Regions from separate parts of the Homo sapiens genome. Here region 2 is linked to region 1. A link is a loop called in an ENCODE intact Hi-C map of the cell type or tissue named here. Cell type or tissue: PC-9. All regions are shown on one strand. Each heading gives the region's core, and the rest is flanking DNA. Links, peaks and the distances in the headings are about the cores only.

Region 1 (7,371 bases), core at 1,040-6,039:
AATCCACGATATAAAGACACATGCCTGTGAATGTTCACTGCAGCACTATTCACAGTAGCAAAGACATGAAATCAACCTAAATGCCCATCAATGACAGATTGGATACAGAAAGTTGGTACATACACACCATGGAATACTATGCAGCTTTAAAAAAGAATGAGATCATGTCTTCTGCAGGAACATGGATACAGCTGGAGGCCATTATCCTAAGTGAATTAATGCAGGTATAGAAAACCAAATACCTCATGTTCTCACTTATAAGTGGGAGCTAAATGATGAGAGCACATGGACACAAAGACAGGAACAACACACAGTGGGGCCTCCCTGAGGGTGGAGGGTGGGAAGAGGAAGAGGATCTGAAAAAAAGTAACTATGGGGGCTGGGCACGGTGACTTACACCTGTAATGCCAGCACTTTGGGTGGCCAAGGCAGGCAGATCACTTGAGGTCAGGAGTTCAAGACCAGCCTGGCCAACATGGCAAAAACCCGTCTCTACTAAAAATACAAAAATTAGCCAGGTGTGGTTGCAGGCGCCTGTAATCCCAGCTACTCAGGAGGCTGAGGCAGGAGAATCACTTGAACCCGGGAGGTCGAGGTTGCAGTGAGCCGAGATTGTGCCACTGCACTCCAGCCTGGGTGACAGAGCAAGACTCCATCTCGGGAGAAAAAAAAAAAAAAGGAACTACTGGGTACTGGGCTTAGTATCTGGGTGATGAAATAATCTATACACCAAATCCCCATGACACTAGTTTACCTATATAGCAAACCTGCAGGTATACCCCAGAGCCTAAAATAAAAGCTAAAAAAAAAAAAATCCGTGATGACCTCGTGACCTTGAACAAATCGCTTCACTGTCCCAAGATTTTATTTCTTCATGAATAAGATGGAGATAAATAATTCCTGCCTTGCCACTACACAAAATTGCTCTCAAGACAATGTAAGTAGATGAAAAATGGTGCTGGAGGTTTTTATGCACCGTGGTATAAAGGGGAAGTTTTATTTTTTATTAATTGACCTCTCCAGTTGTGGATTCCTGTCGGTCACGCACTCCTCTGAACCATCTCACCGGTTGGGTTGAAAGCCCTTTCTTTCCCTGTTAATGGATTCAGTTTGCTGCCCCCCACTCTGGGAAGACAAGGTCATTTGGATTTCCCTGGTGCGGAGGAGAAAGGGGATTAATATGGGGGTTGGATGCGGGTGTGATCCTTCCGTGCTTAGAAGATCTCAGCATTCTTTTTTCTCTCTCTCTTTTTTTTTTAAAAACTCTAAGTTCTGGGATACATGTGCAGAGCATGCAGGTTTGTTACACAGGTATACATGCGCCATGGTGGTTTGCTGCACCCATCAACCTGTCATCTAGGTTTTAAGCCCCACATGCATTAGGTATTTGTCCTAATGCTCTCCCTCCCCTTGCCCCCCAACCCCCGACAGGGCCCACTGTGTAATATTCCCCTCCCTGTGTCCACAGATCTCAGCATTCTTCTTTTTTTTTTTTTTTTTTTGAGACGGAGTCTCGCTGTGTCTCCCAGGCTGGAGTGCAGTGGCGCCATCTCGCTCACTGCAAGCTCTGCCTCCTGGGTTCACTCCATTCTCCTGCCTCAGCCTCCCGAGTAGCTGGGACTACAGGCACCCGCCACCACGCCAGGCGAATTTTTTGTATTTTTTTTTTTTTAGTAGAGACGGAGTTTCACCGTGTTGGCCAGGATGGTCTAGATCTTCCGACCTCATGATCCGCCCACCTCCGCCCCCAAAGTGCTGGGATTACAGGCCTGAGCCACCGCGCCCAACCGGATCTCAGCATTCTTTTTTTTTTCTTTCTTTCTTTTTTTTTTTTTTTCACTCTAAGTTCTGGGGTACATTTGCAGGACGTGCAGGTTCGTTACATAGGTATACATGTGCCATGGTGGTTTGCTGCACCCATCAACCCGTCATCTAGGTTTTAAGCCCCGCATGCATTAGCTATTTGTCCTAATGCTCTCCCGCCCCTTCCCCCCAACCCCCGACAGGGCCGGGTGTGTGATGTTCCCCTCCCTGTGTCCACGGATCTCAGCATTCTTAACAGCCGCTGGGCAGGTGGCAGCCTGAAGGTTTTCTTCAGGGTCACTCAGCTAATCAGTGACCAGGGGGGTCTTGCATCATAGAACCCAGAGCTTCCAGTTCCCACCCACTGTTCCCACCACTTAAGGATGCTGCTGTACAATGGGTGGGGACAAAAATCTTCCCAAAGTAAATTTTTATCTCCTTTAAGGGTTCTTTCTTATTATCCAAATCTCTGGAGTTAAATTAATTCTCCAGTTGGGCAGCTAGAAGCAGTCGGTCTCCCTAGCATGCTGCCGAGCGCAGCCCTGGTTAATTTCTGGAGAGGGCACGTGCCCTGCAGCCTGTGGAAACCCAGCAGAGATATCCAGACATATCTATTTTCGTTATCTGATGAAAATGTCCCTGTCCCTAAATCTACAAGCCCTCTTTCTTTCACCTTGAATCTTGTGAATGCCTTGTGTTTTCTGCCCAAATCCCAAACAAAGCCTCTATCTGCAGCCTCCTGGATCTATTAACTTTTCCCAGAGACCCAGGGGAGCCATCTGTTCTTCTATTATTTGGTTTAAGTAAAGCTTTGGGGCATTTCTTCTTGCCAGTGGTATATTCCGAGCTGGATTCATTGCCCAGGCCCTTATTTATTAGCATGTGTGTTTTATTGCAATGCGTTTCATTTCCTTCTGTCTTTTAGTCTGGGCTTCATCCTGGAGCCCCCGTCATGAACGATGTTTGGTGCTGTATGAAACGAGATGCATTCAAAACCCTTTTAAGACATAAAGGGCTTTTTTTCTGGTTTGATTTTTTTTTCCTTCTTCTTCTTCTTTTTTTTTTTTTTTTTTTTAGTGGCAGATAAATAAAGGACCTGAGTTTCCTGTAGGACTGGAAACAGTGAATCAGATTTTTGTTTTGTTTAAAACCTGAAAATCTCAGGCAGGAGTCGAGAGTGTCTGGACAGAGCTGAACGCTGTGTTTAGGTGTTTGAGGTGTTAACCCGTTCCCGGCGAGCCATTCCATGGGAGAGGGGGTGGCCACCCACAGGGACTGATTTGAGAGGTGCCAGAAAGCTTGCTTGAGTCAAAAGGTGGCCCGGGGCAGACTGGGCACTTCCTCTGTTGACTTGCCTGTCCCAGAAGGACATTTTAGTGATTCAGCGTCTGCTGTGATTCACGGAACAGCCAGTGCCATGAGTGTGTGGTCTGCTCCCTACCGGCCATGTGACCTTGGGCAAACCATTGAACTGCTCAGCACTTTTCTTCCTATCTGTGACATGGGAGACAAGACCAGCACCCTTCTCCTGGGAAGTTAAATGAGACACTGGCCACTCATTAGCAGAGTGACTTACAGCATCATTTTCCAATTCTTTCTCTTTTTTTTTTTTTTTTTTTTTTTTTTGAGACAGGGTCTCGCTCTGTCTTCCAGGCTGGAGTGCAGTGATAGGATCATGGCTCACTACAGCCTCCACCTCCCAGGCTCAAGTGATCCTCCCAACACAGCCTCCTGAGTAGCTGGGACTACAGGCATGCACCACCATGCCCAGCTAATTTTTGGTTTTTGTTTTGTTTTGTAGAGACAGGGTTTTGCCATCTCTAATTCTAAAATTAAGTGTGAACGCTTTACAGAGCCCTTCGATCTCTCTGCTGGTCCCCATTCATTAACACCCATTACTGTCATGACCCACTTAACACATACGCAGAGCCTAACACGCACAGACACTCTGTGAGTTGCTAGGGATAAAAAGACAAAAAGACAGAGTCCCTGCCCCAGCAAGCCTGTTGTCCGGGGAGGAGACAGATATATAAACAGTCAGTTGCGAAGTAATGGAGTTGCTCTAATGGATGCTTGAAATGAAGACAGACCTTGGGGACAGGAACAGACAGGTCTGCCTGAAGGAGTCAGGAAAGACCTCCCAGAGCCGACAGAAGCTGAAATGAGACTGGGAAAATAAATAGGTTTTTGCCTGGCAGAGCAGCAGGCGAAGCGGCAGGCACAGAGCCGTGGTGGTGTGGTTAGTGTCAGCGCTGGAAAAAAGATGTGAGGACGTGGAAATGGGGCAGGGGAGGCCACAGGAGCCCTGGGGTGCTGTGCCAAGGAGGGCAGATGCTGTCCTGTGGGCAAGGGTGCGTCACCGGGGCGTTCTGAGCAGCGGCTACAAGCCAGGATGGATGCACGGGTTACAGAGATCACAGACAGCAGAGACGACAACAGATGGGTCCCTCAAGGCAAGAGGCAGGCCCTCATTTAATGGGCCACGGGCCAGGGATCGTTTTATTGTGATTTCAGATAAACTTTGTATTGAAGTAGCAAATGCACACCAGAGACCTGCACTCATCCTAAGTGTGTAACTCAGCGGATTTTCACAAAGTGAACACACCCAGGTCGCCCAGTGACACCCAGATCAAGAAACAGAACATGACCAGCTAAAAAATAATATTGTAATATAATAACATTTAATAGAATAAGAATTTTGTAGTGTAAGTATGTCCCAAATACTGCATAGGACATTCTTATGCTAAAAAAAAATAAAAATAAAAATCATTTGGGCTGGGCGCAATGGCTCACACCTGTAATCCCAGGGCTTTGGGAGGCCAAGGCGGGCAGATCACCTGAGGTTGGGTGTCTGAGACCAGCCTGGCCAACATGGTGAAACCCCGTCTCTACTGAAAATACAAAAATTAGCCAGGTGTGGTGGTGGGTGCTTGTAATCCCAGCTACTCAGGAGGCTGAGGCAGGAGAATCGCTTGAACCCGGGAGGCGGAGGTTGAAGTGAGCCGAGATCATGCCACTTGCACTCCAGCCTGACCTGGGCAACAGAGTGAGATTCCGTCTCAAAAAAAAAAAATCATTTGTTTTTAATTCAAAATTTAAATGTAATTGAATGTCCTCTATTTTATCTGGCAACCTTAGCTTAATCCATGTTGTTGCTTGCGGCGGTCGCTCATTCATTTTTTATTGCCAATAATTCATTTTTTATTGCCAATGAGTAGTATAACGTTTTATTTATACTACTGCTGATGGATATTTGAGTTGTTTCCAATTTTTGGCTGCATTGAATAATGCTGCTACAAGCGTTCTTTTTTGGTAGAATTGGGTGGTCTCACTTTGTTGCCCAGGCTGGTCTCGACTTCCTGGGCTCAGGTGATCCTCCTGCCTTGGACTCCCAAAGTGCTGAGATTAAAGGTATGAGCCACCATGCCCAGCCAGGCATTCATTCTTATGTGTTTTTGGAAACATGTGTTTGGCCACTCAAGAGTGGATTTGCTGGATCTTAGACTATGTTTTTGTTCTGCTCTAATAAATACTACCAAATAGTTTTTAAGGATGTCATTTCAGTCTGCACTCCCATTAGTAGTGTATGAGAGTTCCAGTTGCTCCACACTCTTACTCACACATGGAATTGTCTGTGTCTTCATTATAGCCATTCTTGTGGGTGTTTAGGCAAAATAAATAATTTCGTATCTTTAATTTGCATTTTGCTTATGACTAATTAGCATACATTTTCATGTGTTTATTGTCCGTTTCAGATAGCCTCCTTTGCAAAGTGCCTGTTAAAGTGTTTTGCCCATTTTTCTATTGAGTTGTCTTTTACTTATTGAATTGTAGTAGTTCTTTATATATGATAGACGTGAGTTCTTTGTCAGATATATGTATTGTGGATTTTTTTTCAGTTTACAGCTCAGCTTTTTACTCTCAATAGTCTGCTGATGAACAGAAGTTTTTAGTTTTAATGCAGTCCAATTCATGTGTGTATTTTTTTCTTATAGTTAATTTGTTTTGAGTCCTGTTTAAGAAGCATTCACCTATCCTAAAGTTTATGTTTCCTTCTAAAAGCCTTATTGTTTCATCTTTCACATTTATATCTGTAATTCATCTAGAATGGGTTTTTTCCTTTAAAATCAACTTTATTGAGGTATAATTTACATACAATAAACTCAGTGCATTTTGATCAATGTATATACTCCATGTAACCACAATCAAGATTTAGAGCATTTCCATCACCCCCAAAAAGTTGCCTCAAGTCCTTTTGCTACTCAGAGTGTGTTCCAGGGACCAGCGTTAGCCTCCCCTTGGGGCTGCTCCCATGAGGCAGACTCCCAGGCCCCACCCCAGACCTACTGCATTTTAACAAGGTTCCCAGGTACTCTGTATGCCCATTAAAGGTTTAGAGACAATCTGGGCTCCATTGGAGAAAGGTGACAAGCCAAAAATGCTGCTTCTATTGTTATAAATAGTGTGGCCTGAAGCAAGTCCGAGGTAAATGATGGATGATTGAGTTTAGGGGGAAAAATGAGAGAAGAACCAAGTTGGGAAGAAATTGTGAAGTCATTACAAGAACACCCTTTATTTTCCTGGACCAAACACCTATTCTCCCTGAGGCCTGGCCCCACTGACATTATGGCAGGGCATGACACCTGCAGATTTGAGGGGCAGGATTTTCCACTGGTGAGACTATGCGTTCCCTGGGTAGCTGCTTCCTGGTCTTCATTCTGTACCACAGTGGAGAAAGCCATTCCAATGACCACATCCAGAAGAGACCTTAATTTTAGGTTGCGGTTGTTTTCTTTGTTTTTAAGCTTGCTTTCTATTTTTATCTAAACAATATGTGTACTTGGTTTACAAAAGTCAAACACAGCCAGGTGTGGTGGCTCCTGCCTGTAATCCCAGCACTTTGGGAGGCCAAGGCAGGCGGATCGCCTGAGCCCAGGAGTTTGAGACCAGCGTGGGCAACATGGCAAAACCCTGTTTCTACCAAAAATAAAAATAAAAAATTATCCAGGCATGGTGGCACGCACCTGTAGTCCCAGTTACTCGGGAGGCTGAGGTGAGAGGATAGCCTGAGCCCAGGAAGTCGAGGCTGCAGTGAGCCATGATCATGCCACTTTACTCTAGCCCAAGCAACAGAGTGAGACCTTGTCTAAAACTAGAAATAGAAATAAAACATCAAATACTATCACATGACTTAAAATAAAAAATAGCAGTCCTGTAGCCTGCCCCTCCCCACTTCTGAATCCCATTCTTCCAACATTTTAATCATCTACCCTTCCAGATGGCACCTTATCCCCACACCTGTTGTCCCCATAATTTTCCAGCGAGTAAACCTACCTTCTCCTATCAGTTGGGGAGGGAATCTGGGGGCTCACCTGCTCTTTTTACATTTCCTCCACTCATCTGCTGGCCCCAGCCCTGCCCTGCACACCACCTCTTGCAGTACAAGGTGCTTCCATTTTCTGAGCTCTTCTGGGGCTCTGCAGAGAAAACTGTCTCTCTCCTCGCCAGCTCTTCCACCATTAGGAACTCGGGTTTCATCCTTCTCTAATGTAAAGTCTGTAAACGTTT
Region 2 (7,371 bases), core at 1,568-6,567, 150 kb after region 1:
ATCCTAGCACTTTGGGAGGCCCAGGCAGGTGGATCACTTGAGGTCAGGAGTTCGACACCAGCTTGGCCAACATGGTGAATTCCTGTCTCTACTAAAAATACAAAAAAATTAGCCAGGTGTGGTAGCATGCTCCTGTAATCCCAGCTACTTGGGAGGCTGAGGCAGGATAATCGCTTGAACCTGGGAGGCAGAGGCTGCAGTGAGCCGAGATCGTGCCACTGCACTCCAGCCTGGGCAACAGAGCAAAACTCTGTCTCAAAAAAAAAGAAAGAAAAAAAAAGATTATGCGGGCGGACATGGTGGCACGTGCCTGTAGTCCCAGCTACTCAAGAGGCTGAGGTGGGAGGATCACTTGAGCTCAGGAATTCCAGGCTACAATGAGCTATGATTGCACCACTGCACTCTAGCCTGGGCAACAGAGCAAGACCCTGTCTTGTAAGAAAATAAAAAAGAAAGAAAATAAATAGAACTGGACTTTGAACGATGGCTGGGAGAAAGTGAGGCAGATGTTCATACAGGGGTCCCCTCGCAAGTAAAGGCAAGAGGCAGAGAGGAGACGAAAAAGGAAGGTGCTGGGGGTCAATTGGCTGGGTGGGGCATGGCAAGAGGTGAACCTGGGGGGCTTAGGGTAAAGGGCTCCCTCCGTGAGTATTTCTTTTTTTTTTTATTGTTATTATTGAGATGGAGTCTCGCTCTGTCTCCCATGCTGGAGTGCAGTGGTATGACTTGGCTCACTGCAACCTCTGCCTCCTGGACTCAAGCAATCCTCCCCACTCAGCCTCCCAAGTAGGTGGGATTACAGGTGCCCACCACCACACCCAGCTAATTTTTCTGGTTTTGGTAGAGATGGGGTTTCACCATGTTGGCCAGGCTGGTCTGGAACTCCTGACCTCAAGTGATCCACTCACCTCAACTTCCCATAGTGCTGGGATTACAGGCGTGAGCCACCGCGCCCGGTCCTCCGTGAGTATTTCTGAGCACTCATTGAATGTGACCTGCGATGCCTGCTCCTGCACCAGGATGCAATTCCAGGACCTGGTCCCCAACCTGGAAGTTCAGGACCCAGCTCACCTCACTGGCAGGGCCCAGGCCAAGACCAGCCGGGGCACAGCCCGGGCACAGCTCCACGGGGCAGCCAGCATTCTCACCCTCTTGCACTGGGCCCTGACACTTCCAAGGTGACATCCTTCCCAGTCCTGTGTGCCCTTTGGTGGGACCAGGGATGCCAGCCCCTCCCCAAAGTGACCCCTGGAGGGGCCGGGCTATTCTCTGCTGGCTCACTGGGCTTCTTTGTGAGTTGAAATGTATTTTTTTTTCTCTTTCCTAATTAACTCCCTGCCACCCCACTTGCAGTAAAGTCTGATTTATCTCTGGCTCTCTGCATTCCGGGGACGGGCTATTTAATCTCAGCCGCGTGGACTCCAACCCACTGTCTCAATGAAATGCAGATCCTTCATCCTGCCAGCATCCTGCCAGCCCCACTCCATCCTCCTGCTGCCCGTGGGCTCAGCCAGCCCAAGCTGCCGCTGCCGTAAATTCTCTTTTATAATAACACCCTTTGCCCTTTGGCCACACCTGTCAGCACGGCCTGGGACTCTGCCGGGCCACAGCTGGCTGCTCACTTCTCTGGGCAAACCGGGCCTCAGGCAGCGCCCCGCTGGGAAGCCAGCAGCTGCCCCCAGGCGTCCACCTGCCTGGTCCCCTATGGCCAACACTCTTGGTGCTCAGCCAAGTCTAGAGGTTACCTGCAGGCAGTCCCCACATGAGCCCGCTGGGGTGTCCTCAGGCCAGGACCACACACAGACCGTTCACGGGGCAGGCCAGACCAATCTTTCTCCGCATGAATCAGCTCACTGCACTGCTCCTGCACCAGGGAGGGGCCGGAGTGGTACAGGAGGCTGATTCACGGGGAAAAAGAAGCCTGATTTGTAACATCCGCTGATGTCTGTGGTGTCAATACTCCCACCGTGGCTGATGGCCAGATAGTGATGTGATGCCTGTGAATGCCACATTGGGAGGAAAATCCCAGGGCTCCGAGACACCTCCAGGCAGGAGGGGGCGGGTCAATGCCGCAGCTCCTCACGCCTCACGGGGGCAATTCTCAAGCACATTCCACACAGCCTCTTGGAGGGAGGGGTGCCACCAAGACTGAGCCCCAAGTGCCTGCAGCTACAACCTTCTCTTGTGAGTTGAATTATATTCCCCAAAAGATATGCGCAAGTCCTAACCATTGGTAACTGCAAACATCACTTTATTTGGAAATAGCATCATTGCAGATGTAATTAGTTAGATGAGGATACACTGGAGTAGGAAGGGCCCTAGCCCGGTGAATGGAGTCCTTATCAGAAGAAGGAACTTGACCGGGCACAGTGGCTCACGCCTGTAATCCCAGCACTTTGGGAGGCCGAGGCAGGCGGATCACTTGAGGCCAGGAGTTTGAGACCAGCCTGACCAACATGGTGAAACCCTGTCTCTACTAAAAATATAAAAATTAGCCAGACATGGTGGCACATGCTTGTAATCCCAGCTACTCAGGAGGCTGAGGCAGGAGAATCGCTTGATCCTGGGAGGTGGAGGTGATCCTGGGAGGTCAGCCGAGATTGCATCACTGCACTCCAGCCTGGGTGACAGAGTAAGACTGTGTCTCAAAAAAAAGAAGATGAAGATGAAAATTTAGACCCAGACACACAGAGAGAACATCCTGTGAAGACACAGTCGCACCCATGCATGGGGAAGAAGGTCGCGTGATGACGGGGGCAGAGATTGGAGCGAGGCATTCACAAACCAAGGAATGCTGGGAGCTTCCAGAAGCAGGAAGAGACAGGACGGATCCCCCTAGAGCTTCCAGGAGGACAAGGGCCTGCAGACACCTTGAATTTGGGCTTCTGGCCTTTAGAAAAGTAAGAAAACAAACTATGGTTGTTTTCAGTCACTCCGTTGTGATTTGTTACAGCAGTAAAAGGAAGTTCACATGCCTTCCATGTCTTACCCTTAATAGCCTTCCTCCCGCCCTGTCTCAGCTCTCACGTCTTTATGGTGTTCCTGGGGTCACCTCCCAAATAAACCACCTGAACCTGTGTCCTTGTCTGAGAGTCAAGGAGCACATTGGACTCACAATCTGAAAGTCCTGCTCCAGGTCCAGCCTCACCATGCCCAGGTGTGGTACCGTGGGCAAATCCCACACCACACCCCACCCCTGCCTCATCATCTGTAAGTGGGACATTAAGGACTCCAACAGGAGAAGGTTGCTGTGTCGGCGGGTGCAGTGGCTCACGCCTGTAATCCAGCACTTTGGGAGGCCAAAGTGGGAGGATCACTTGAGGCCAGGAGTTTGAGACCAGCTGGGCAACACAGGGAGACCCCATCTCTACAAAAATTTAAAAGTTAGACAGGGCTGCTGGTGTGAGCTTGTGGTCCCAGCTACTCAGGAAGCTGAGGCAGGAGGATCACTTGAGCCCCAGGAGTTTGAGGCTGCAGTGAGCCACGATGGTGCCACTGCACTCCAGCCTGGGTGTCAGAATGAGACTTTCTCAAAAAGCAAAACACAAAACAAAACAAAACAAATGGTCACTGTGAATGAAAGTGTTGTGGCCTGAACAGATATGCAGTTGTGTTGACAGCCTGCCCAGGAAAGCTTGCATCAAAAGCTCACACAGCCAAGTGACTTTGACCCTCCCTTCTCCTGTGGTCCTCTGAGTCCCTAAAGGATGACTGGCAGGCAGGTTGCCCTCATCAACACATCACCATTTGGGGCCTCCCAAGTCCCCACCCAACATTCTCATCCACCTGCCTTTGGTCTCTGATGGTTCTTGGGGGTCTTCCTCCCACAGAAGCAGGGGTTTGATCAGTTTTGGCCAGGTGGCTGTATCATCCCCGAAGAAAGCAAAAGGACCTGTATGTTACCCCCACACAGAACAGAGTAGATAAAGCAAGGATGGAGGAGAATAAAATCTACTTCAATCTACCGTCATTATGAAAAACATTGTTTCATCTCCCGCAGGCTCTTCCTGAGTTTTCCCATGATGCCCAACTCTTCTCTTAGTTATGGTGAGTTCTTTTTTGTTGTTGTTGTTGTGGAGGGATTTTTTTCTCCTCCCTACACTTGTCTTCCATGGCCCGTACCTCTCCACCGCATCTGACAATCTGCACATGTTTAAAACCATGTTGGACATGGGGTTTAAATTTCTTCCCAGGAGACTCCTGGGCCATATGCAAATCAGAGGGCTGTGGCTAAAGCCAGGAGGAGCAAACAGGAAAACAACAGAAAGGATTTTCTAATTCCATAGGCCAGTCTAGATCCTGTACATGAGTCAGCTTTGGCTGCATAACAGCCGCGAAAACCTCAGCTGCAGAAAACAGTATGTATTTCTTGCATCCTGATGACTTAGACTGGACTCCCTGGGCTTGGCTCCAAACTGCAGGTGAGGCTCAGCCCTGTGGCCTGGCAGGCTAGCCCAGGGCTGTTCTTCTCATGGCGAAAAAGAGGTGGGCAAGAAGGCAAGCCCCATTAAGAAGTGCGTGTCAAGCCTCTGCTCCTGCTACATCCCCCTCAACAGCCCACTGCCCAAAGCAATCTCTCAGCAAAGCCCAAACTCGAGGTGCAGGGAAGGGAACAGTCATGAATGATAACAGCACCCGCCACTGCCCACAACATATGCACATCACAGAGTTTGGTGCTCCAGTTCTCATCACAGCATAAACTTGCTGACCGAGTTTCCGACAGTTGAGACCAGACATCATTGACTTTGCGGGAAGAAAGCCCTGGCTTCTCTCTACTGAAGTGTCGCTCCAGTCTGGCCTCTTGCCAGGACAGAGGAGGTCATCCCTGACGGAACTGTGATCAGCGTCTCTCAGCCTCAGTCCCTGCTGACATATCCTCAGAACCTTGCTATACTGGACCTCACAATGAATAATCAGGCGATGAATAATCAGACCTCTTCTCGCCATGGCCAGAGCCTAACTGGGGAGACAGGTGAGCCTGCCCTCCATGCAGAAACAAAAATAAGCACCAGAGCAAAGGTACAGGCCAAGTGTCCTGAACACTTAAGGATGGGGTGGGCCGGGCGCGGTGGCCCACGCCTGTAATCCCAGCACTTTGGGAGGCCGAGGTAGGTGGATCATCTGAGGTCAGGAGCTCGAGACCAGCCTGACCAACATGGTGAAACCCCAACTCTAATAAAAATACAAAATTACCCGGGCGTGGTGGCACATGCCTGTAATCCCAGCTACTTGGGAGGCTGAGGCAGGAGAATTGCTTGAACCCAGGAGGCAGAGGTTGCAGTGAGCCGAGATCGCGCCATTGTACTCCAGCCTGGGCAACAAGAGCGAAACAACATCTCAAAAAAGAAAGAAAAAAAAAAGGATGGGGTGAGGAAGTTGATGCATGCAAATGGGAAGGAAGGAACATCTGGGCTGGGTTTCAAAGGGTGAGTAGGAGTCTGACAAACAGGAGAGGAAGGACACATCCTGGGGAGAGCAAGAACAAGGCCTGAGCATGGGCAACTTACATGGCTTTTTTTTAAATTATTTTTTGTCTGTTTCAGGATTTGTGTGCAGGGCAGGACCATCTTGCCGGAAGCGTGCTGTTACCATGGCACCCAACACGGCATCTGGTGTTACGTGAACATCCTCCTCTGACTGCGAACAGATGGGTGGATTGTTTTTCCAGAAGGATGAGCTCTATTTCATGATGAAAATCACCCAGGTGTTTTTGCACAAATCATAGGTTTAGTCCCCCAGATGCGTTTTTTACTGAAGTCTCTGGCTGTGTTCCTCACAGCCCAGAGGCCTGATGTGCTCTCTGTCTGCATTCAGCCACCGTCTGGGTGTGGGACTCAGAGTGAGCCTCAGCCCAAGTACCGCCACCCCATGTGGAGTGAGGAGATTGCACTAGACCGGTGGTGTTTCTCAAACTTGGACCACTGGTGTTTCTCAAACTTGGACCACTGGTGTTTCTCAAACTTGGATGGGTGTAAGAATCATCAGGAAAGTTCATAACATGCGGATTCTTGGACTCTACCTCCAGGTATATTTTGATTCTACAGGTCTGGGCTTGAGGCCTGAGTATCTGTGTTTCTAATAAGCTCTTGGGGGATGCTGCTGGCTTAGGGTCACTCTGGACTCAGACCCCAGACCCCTGCTCACCTGGACCTTCTCCAAACCTTGCACTGGAGAGAAGGTTCTTGAACCTCATCCTGGGGCAGGCACCCATTCCCTGAGAATCCCACTCTACCAGACCTCAAAATGAATAATCAGGCAATGAATAAGCAGATCCCCTCCCACCATGGCCCCAGCCTAACTGTGGAGACAGGCAAGCCTGCTCTCCATGCAGGAACAAAAATCAGTGCTAGAACAAAGGCACAGATCGAGCTGTATCTGGCAGGAGTGGTCAGAATGCCAGAGAGAGAGAGCTCAGGCAGCATTCCCAAGGCAGGTGGTAGACCCAGGGCCCCAGGGAGCGTTCAGCCAGTGGCAGGGGTTTGGGTTGAGCTGGTCTGCCCACTGGAATCAAAGTGGGCTGGGACACAGGACCAGAGTCCCAAATACAACCCTCGGGCTCTGCAAGCCTGGCCCATGTCACGTTCACTGCGCCCGCAAGCCATGAGTCCTGCCCTCAACTTGCGCCTGTGATGCTGTCCTCATCCAGTCCCAGAGAGATGATCCACCTCGGGGCCCTGCATAAGCCCTGGCCTCTGACACTCAGCCCCCATCTCCTTTACACTGGAAATGTCTCAGGTGTCAGCCCTCTCCAGGAAGCCTCCCTGACCCCAGTCCCTTGGTCGGTGCTCCCTGACCCCAGTCCCTTGGTCGGTCCATTGCCTAGGATGGAGTGCAGTGGTGCGATCTCATCTCACTGCAACCTCCGCCTCCCAGGTCCAAGCGATCCTCCTGCCTCAGCCTTCCCCGTGGCTGGGGCTGCAGGCAGGCACCACCACGCCCTGCTAATTTGTGTATTTTTAGTAGAGATGGGGTTTCACCATGTTGGCCACGCTGGTCTCAAACTCCTGACCTCAGGTGATCCACCCGCCTCAGCCTCCCAAAGTGTTGGAATTACAGGCGTGAGCCACCGGCCCCGGCATTTGGTCAGTGCTTTGATGCATGTGTCACATCAGCCTTTGTGTCACCGTCGGGGTGGCCCTGGAGGTGCACGGCTCTGCTTTCCCTCCCAGAGTCACCCTCCACAGGAATGCAGTAGCACCTGGGGCCTGGCAGCTCCTGCCCCACCCGGGACCTTGCTAGAGCTCCCCGTGGGCCTGGAGAGGACTTTCTCACAGCTGCACTGCAGCCTGGGGCTCCTCCCACTTAACCCTCCTTCCTTCCTCTTCTCCTCTGGCAAACACAAGCCCTGCGTCACGGTTGGAAGTTGGTCCC

Evidence for each region. Peaks named below come from ENCODE experiments on the same cell type or tissue, not always from the same donor. Only the 100,000 strongest peaks of a DNase experiment are listed, where the experiment ranks them.
Region 2: a loop joins it to region 1, with 13 times the contacts of the local background. A loop is called at or near these places in 1 of 110 quality-filtered maps.

Annotation. Positions count from the first base shown.
Region 1 is chr7:3,024,015-3,031,385 of GRCh38, reverse strand. The region is part of intron 1 of CARD11 (caspase recruitment domain family member 11); the gene reads left to right. Among named protein-coding and RNA genes, the nearest start is that of CARD11, 16 kb to the left of the region's middle. In PC-9, for the core only: no CTCF peak of the experiment used is centred there; a DNase peak (open chromatin) is centred at 3,135; H3K4me3 peaks cover 1,196 bases; H3K27ac peaks cover 2,251 bases.
Region 2 is chr7:2,870,735-2,878,105 of GRCh38, reverse strand. No RefSeq gene overlaps it. Among named protein-coding and RNA genes, the nearest start is that of GNA12, 30 kb to the right of the region's middle. RefSeq lists enhancers at 3,419-3,999, 5,831-6,482 and a silencer at 7,289-7,371. In PC-9, for the core only: no CTCF peak of the experiment used is centred there; DNase peaks (open chromatin) are centred at 3,765 and 4,335; H3K27ac peaks cover 1,775 bases.